2 separate regions of the Homo sapiens genome follow, and region 1 is linked to region 2. Evidence: chromatin contacts called from ENCODE Hi-C or POLR2A ChIA-PET data. All regions are on one chromosome and are shown on one strand. Each heading gives the region's core, a stretch centred on a gene start or an enhancer-like site at or near the end of the contact. The rest is flanking DNA. Distances are from core to core; before and after follow the strand shown. Region 1 overlaps SHLD1 (shieldin complex subunit 1). Region 2 overlaps GPCPD1 (glycerophosphocholine phosphodiesterase 1).

Region 1 (3,261 bases), core at 561-3,060, 260 kb after region 2:
ATAGAAAAACAGAAATTTGCATGAAAGATTTATTGTGTGCATGGGTGTTTTGGGGGCCCCATTAGGAGCTAAAGCTTCAAATGCATTTGAGGTTTTGCCACTTAGAGGTCAAAAAAATTTAGTCATCCAGAATGACCAGTATAATTAGGTTATTTTTCATTTCTTTTTCTTCTTCATAGCATCCTTCAAATTTGTATTCCTTTTTAGGTTTATGCATTTATATGTGAAATGAAATTTATGGAGAACCTTAGATAACAGAAAATTCTAAAATGTTAATAAGGCAGTAAATGTTATCAGTAATAACTCCATGACTCATAATTTCTGCCTCTGTTTATCTTATGATTGGCATAATTTATTGACTAAAAGTACATTTAACTGCTTTCTTGAAGCTTAAACAGCTTCTTTCTCATGATCTCTTCAAAGAGTGAATATCATGAAAGAGTAGAAATAATTATTTTCCCTTTTTTCCAAAAGAGTGTTTGGAATAGATATCTTTGTCTGTGGGCCAATGGCTGCACACTCAGTAGTGCAATGCAGAGGCTATTAGAGCAGCACGCATGAGCTGAGTTAGGAAGATAAAGTTACTTAAAAAGCAAATGGAAATAGTTGACTATGGAGAAAGAGAACATTGTCTACAAAACATTAATAGCCTTTACAATTTTTATAAAACCAACCTAGAACAACTTTGAAGTTGAATGATTTTGCATAACTGGCTTATTATGGAATGAAACTTTCAGAAACAAAATATAGAGTGGAGATGAACTGTATACTTTTAAGATGATCACGTGTGATTTGAGATCAGAGTCTAGCATTGGAATACTGTTTCAAGGATAGCTGGACTACCTTGGTGAATTAAATAGATGTGTCACTAAAGGAATAGAAAACCTTGAAATTGTATGTAGCTCCTTCCTCTACCTTCAGATAAAATTTCTGTACATCAGCCTAAGTGGTAAGAATATTGTCTATTTCAAGCACTTTTAGAAAATGAGCTTTGGATATAAGGGCAATCTGGGTATGACATTTATTATTTTGGTCGATCTGGCCAGTTAAGAGACTGATGTCTTAACTCCTTCACCATTGCCTGCACGTCCCTAAGTTGGTAATTATTTTCTTGGAACTTTGAAGGTCTTGTTTCATTGCCTTCTTGTTTACAGAACATTGTGATTAATAAATTTGAGGATTTGTGCTTTATCAGTTCTGAGAAATTCCCACCCATTAACTCGTTGTCTCATTGTGCATTGCCTTTCCTTCGTTCTCTCTGTTAGCTCTTTCTGAAATTCCAATTACATGCATGTTGGACCATCTCACTTTGACTTCCATATCTCTTATTTTTTTCTCTATCTCTCTCTCTATGCTAAATTGTAAGTAATATCTTCAACTCTGATTTCTATTTTCTAATTATCTTTCCACTGGACTCTAGTCTTGTTTTACCTATTTGCTGAGGTATAAATACCTATTACTATATTTTTTCTTTTTCTGTAATTTAACATTTTCTCATTGTGCTTTTTGTTTATTTTTCTCATTTACCTGTTCATTTTTTGTAGTCTCTTGTTCCTAACTCAAACTTTCAACTTCCCATTTTATTTCTTTAACATATTAAGCATATTTGCCTTATATCCTGATTGTGTTAACGCCAATATCTGAAGCCACCATGGGCCTTGTTTGCTGGCTCACTTTGCTTACTCCCACTCGGTAAAGGTAGATTTGTTTTTTCCCTGTGCATTTTGAGCTCATGTTCAATGGAACTCTGTGTGGACGGTTTCTTTTGGTGTTTGGTTGAAAGTACATCCCTCTAAGGTTTACGCTTGCTTTCACTAGACATATGAGGGCATGTCAGTCTGGAACCATATTAAAATAAATAGCTGGCTTAGAGGTTTTTAGACCACAAAAATAGTTTCAATTTGAGCACAAACACATGTGAGTTCTGGCTCATGATCAATTGTTTTTTTCTTTTTTTTTTTTCCTTTTATTTTCTTTTATCAGGTTAAATCTTGGGGCAGATATTTCTTTTTTTTCTCTCTCTCTCTACCCAGAGCCAAGGCCAAGACAAGTTTTTGTTTGTTTTGTTTTACTATAACCTTTTACAAGGCGTATTTTGTTCTCTAGTTCACTTTTTCTCTGGTGGCGTAACTTCAGGGCTCTCAGCTTTATGTGGTGATTTCTTGTTAAGCACCCCCACCTTGCCATGGCCCTAGGCTTTGTGTCCTGAACCCTGTGTGGACGTTGAAGCTGACATGCTAGGTCTAGACACCAGCTCAGGGTTTGCAGACCTCTCAGAACTTCTATTCTCATTTTGCTTTTGGTCTGTACAGGCTTTCCTTGCTTTGTTACCAGCTCAGTCAAACATTTTAAAAGATTTTTCAAAAATATTTTATCCAACAGTTTTAGATGTTTGGTAACAGGAAGGATTTTCAGAATATCTTGTCTACCATATTCTTTTGTCAAAAATAAGTAACTATTTCTGTGACCACACTAGAGGTATCCTCGCGAAGGTGGAAATTCAATTCCATGTATTCCTCACTTCTAGCCCTTAATAACTCATGTTAGAAAATTTCCCAACACAAATGCATCCCAAACCCATCTTTCTCTGTCACTTAGCCTCAGTTTTCACTTGTCTTCTGTCTATATTCCTTTTCTGCGTAAGTTGTATCACGCAAATTTTAGATTTTGTGGCTTTTTTCCAGTTTCTTTGAGTTTTCTGTGTTCTCCAATGTTATGTGCTTCAGGAGAGAAGGCTCAAAGCTTTGCTCTCCTTAAATTCAAGTGTAAATGGGAGGCATGGGTGTTGAGAGTGATCTCCTATAACTGATCTCATGGTGTTTCCTTCTTGTCTTGCCCGTTTAATTCAGCGCTGTGATTCTGACTCAGCCAGCAGTCATTCTGTGAACTCTAGATCTTCTCTGCCTATTTTCACAATTTTTTGTTTTATTTTTAATGCTGCCTGTTTCTCTTCTTCAGTGTATTTACTAACTCAAACTTTTCCTGAAGCTCTTTGCTTGATTAATAGCTGTCATCAACTTACAAAAACCACTGCCACCATCAGGCTCTCTGGAGGTTGAGTCATTTCAGTCCCACCCACATCCTGGTGCAGGTCCCCCTTAGAGGGATGTGTTTGGGGATGGCTGGAGGGCTCTACCAGCCTGGGCTTCTGTGTTTGACACTCCCACACACTGAGGCACCTGCTGTTTCTGCCCACACTAGGATCATGTTTACTTTGCAGAGGGTGCACCAGGGACCTCTGTATAATCATAGTCCTCCTGC
Region 2 (3,057 bases), core at 123-2,622:
ATGGACTAAGAAATTCAAAAATACTTGTATGAAGAGAAATGCCATATTTAAGCATAAGAAAAGTTAATGTGTTTAAAAGAAAACAACTTACAAAAAAAAAAAGACAAAAAAAAAAAAGAAAACTTTCCAAGTAGCAATTCTAGCATAGCCAATAGGGAATTTAAGAAATTTGAATTCATTCATACAAGTTTATTCAAGTATTTACCAATTTCTCTTAAAAAAATTAAGAAGAAAAGAAAAAATAGAATAACTTACTCTATTAATATTCAAAGTTAAAAATTTAAGAATCTTTGTTTTGGATTAATTTTTTCTTCAAATGTTCGTTAAGCCTGAGCAAGTAAACAAATAGAGCTATGGATGCTCAGTCAAGAAGAATGGTATCTTATAAACTTCCTAACCATTCCAAATGAAAGTGAATATTTCATAATAAACTAATCTAACCCAAGAAAACAAAAATATCTAGGTAAATATTTCTAATAAAGTTTATTTTAAGAGGCAATTAAAAACTGTTGTTTTGAAAGATCCATGAAATGCTCAGTGAAATTTGTAGCACTGACAATGCATTGACCTTAACTTTAGAATAAAAATTTATTAAATCCCACTAAGCCATTGTGCAGCATATTAGTAACTTTATGCATATGCCTCAAACAGATGCAGTTAATGCCCATACCTAAAGGGGTTATTGATCGTGGTTGTAGATGAGTCTCCCACTTGTGAACTATCACTTGACATGGACCACCGATAGTCTGCAATTTAAAAGTTAAACGTCTGCAATAATTTCTTATATCTTATTTTCTACCCATGACTCCATTAGATGTTTGTGGCCTAAATCTTATACTAAATATGAGACCAAAAGATTCATCTTATTATCAATATTATATGCCAAAAGCCTGGAATGTACCAGATCACAAAACAAGATGAAATGCTGGAAGAAAATTAGAGTGAGGCAGTAAACAAAGAAAAATGAGATGAACTGGCACACAGAACTGTCTCAAACCCATTCCTAAATCTGCCTACAATACTCAATTGTTTCAAAGAAATTTTCATTTTTAACTGATATTAATTCTTAAGATAAATATCATATATACTTTCTTTGGTATGTCAGCCATCAATGAGGTATTGCTAGATAAAGTATGTACCTCCTGCTCTATGCATTTAGAAAAAGCCTAAACAAGCCTACAATAGTAAAAATAGTAGGAACAAGTACTCAAGAACAATTATCGCAAGCTACTCAAGGAACTAAAGAACCATAATAAAGTTATTTATTACATATATTTAAGAATACTAAGTGAAAAACAGGAAGATTTCTCATATCATAGGAACCAGTGTTTCTAAAGAACACGGGAAATTCTAGAAGGGACATGTGGCCAGGTAAACTTGAAGAGCAAGTGTGATAAAAGAGGAACTAACATCCGGTTTCATTCTTATGCCTTAGTTTAAAATCTCATACAGTGTGACAATTCCTCATACTGTTTTCCATTATCAAGCTCCCCTACTAAAAAAGAACATAAAGCTATGTGTTGATAACATATGCGGTAGTGAGTAACCATGAAAGATTCCCTGAGTATACCTAAAAGACTAAAATTTAAGTGTTCTAATTTTCCTTTAATTTTTAAAAAGAAACTCACTAGTTATTATGCTGAAATAAAACCCTTAAATACACATTTTGGAAGCACATTTTCAAACTATAATCTTACAAGGTATTTTATTTGTTACATAAATGTAATTAAATACAGAGAAGCAAAAAGAAAATACAAAACTCACCCATATCATACCATTTAGGGATAATCACCATCAAGATTTTCACATATAATCTTTGAGCCCTTTTCTAGGCATTATATTACACATACTCTTTTTTTTTTTTAGACAGAGTCTCACTCTGTCACCCAGGCTAAAGTGCAATGGCACAATCTCGGCTCACTGCACCCTTGCCTCCTGGGTTCAAGTGATTCCCCTGCCTCGGCCTCCTGAGTAGCTGGAATTAAAGGCACGTGCCACCACACCCAGGTAATTTTTGTATTTTTAGTAGAGATGGGGCTTCACCATGTTGGCCAGGCTAGTCTCGAACTCCTAACCTCGTGATCCACCCACCTCAGCCTCCCAATGTGCTGGGATTACAGGTGTGAGCCACTGTGCCCAGCCTATACATACTCTTAAAAAGCCTAGGCATAAAAGCTTCTCTATTATCTTTAGAAGGCATTAATAATGGATTAAAATATTCTCCTACACTTTCTATAGGATTTTAATATTGATTAAATTTGACGATAAGCCAAACAATAACAAATATGTAACAAATTAGGCACATTATTAATTATTAAATGCAATAAATAATCCTGTCACTTAAAATAACCAGGCTAAATTCTTTTCTGAAATCCTCAAACTTCTGAAGTTTAAAAACTAAAATAGCACGATATATTTCTTCAAATCATTACTCCTGGGATACTAAATAAAATTCTCTTTTTCTCTAGCTAAACACTTCCCTGCTATAATAGTTCACCTTAATTGGTAGACTGGGTAGATTTTTTAAAAATGTAATGTGAAATTGCTCTTTTAAAAATATGGTGACTTTCGTATCCATTATACTAAAAAGAAAATCAAATTAATTCTAGATGATGTTTACTATAACATTTTTCCTGAAATATTTTTTAAATGTGTTTTTTAAATATCAAACTTTCTAAACCTCAAAAGTTGCAAATATAGGACAGGCATGGTGGCTCATGCCTATAATCCCAGCGCTTTGGGAGGCCAAGGCAGGTGGATCACTTGAGGTCAGCAGTTTGAGACAAGCCTGGCCAACATAGTGAAACCCCATCTCTACTAAAAATACAAAAATTAGCTAGGTGTGGTGGCACACAACTGTAGTCCCAGCTACATGTGAGGCTGAGGCACGAGAATTGCTTGACCGTGGGAGGCAGAGGTTGCAGTGAGCCAAGATCACACCACTGCACTTCAGCGTGGGCGACAGAGTGAGACTCCTTCTCAAAAAAAAGTCGCAAATACATACATAAAAATAGAAACAGCCTGGGCACAGTGGCTCATGCCTGTAATCCCAGCACT

Evidence for each region. Hi-C counts contacts between places; a loop is a spot of excess contacts on that map. ChIA-PET counts read pairs that join two places held with the same protein, here RNA polymerase II (POLR2A). Pooled maps may share reads with other maps.
Region 1: a pooled map shows a loop between it and region 2 (6-fold over the local background). The contact joins two enhancer-like sites. A Hi-C loop is called at or near these places in 9 of 37 single-sample maps with no recorded cell type and 9 of 50 pooled maps. POLR2A ChIA-PET finds 5 or more read pairs at or near these places in 6 of 52 experiments (A673, H1, T-cell and 3 more).

What each region holds. Positions count from the first base shown.
Region 1 is chr20:5,841,346-5,844,606 of GRCh38, forward strand. The region is part of intron 2 of SHLD1 (shieldin complex subunit 1); the gene reads left to right. Among named protein-coding and RNA genes, the nearest start is that of CHGB, 69 kb to the right of the region's middle. RefSeq lists an enhancer at 2,972-3,041. Within about 2 kb of position 1,811, at least 4 of the 41 ENCODE cell types and tissues checked have a DNase peak (open chromatin) inside an H3K27ac peak, as active enhancers do.
Region 2 is chr20:5,585,524-5,588,580 of GRCh38, forward strand. GPCPD1 (glycerophosphocholine phosphodiesterase 1) reads right to left here. Exons shown (of 20, transcript NM_019593.5): 5 at 671-746. Among named protein-coding and RNA genes, the nearest start is that of GPCPD1, 24 kb to the right of the region's middle. Within about 2 kb of position 1,373, at least 2 of the 41 ENCODE cell types and tissues checked have a DNase peak (open chromatin) inside an H3K27ac peak, as active enhancers do.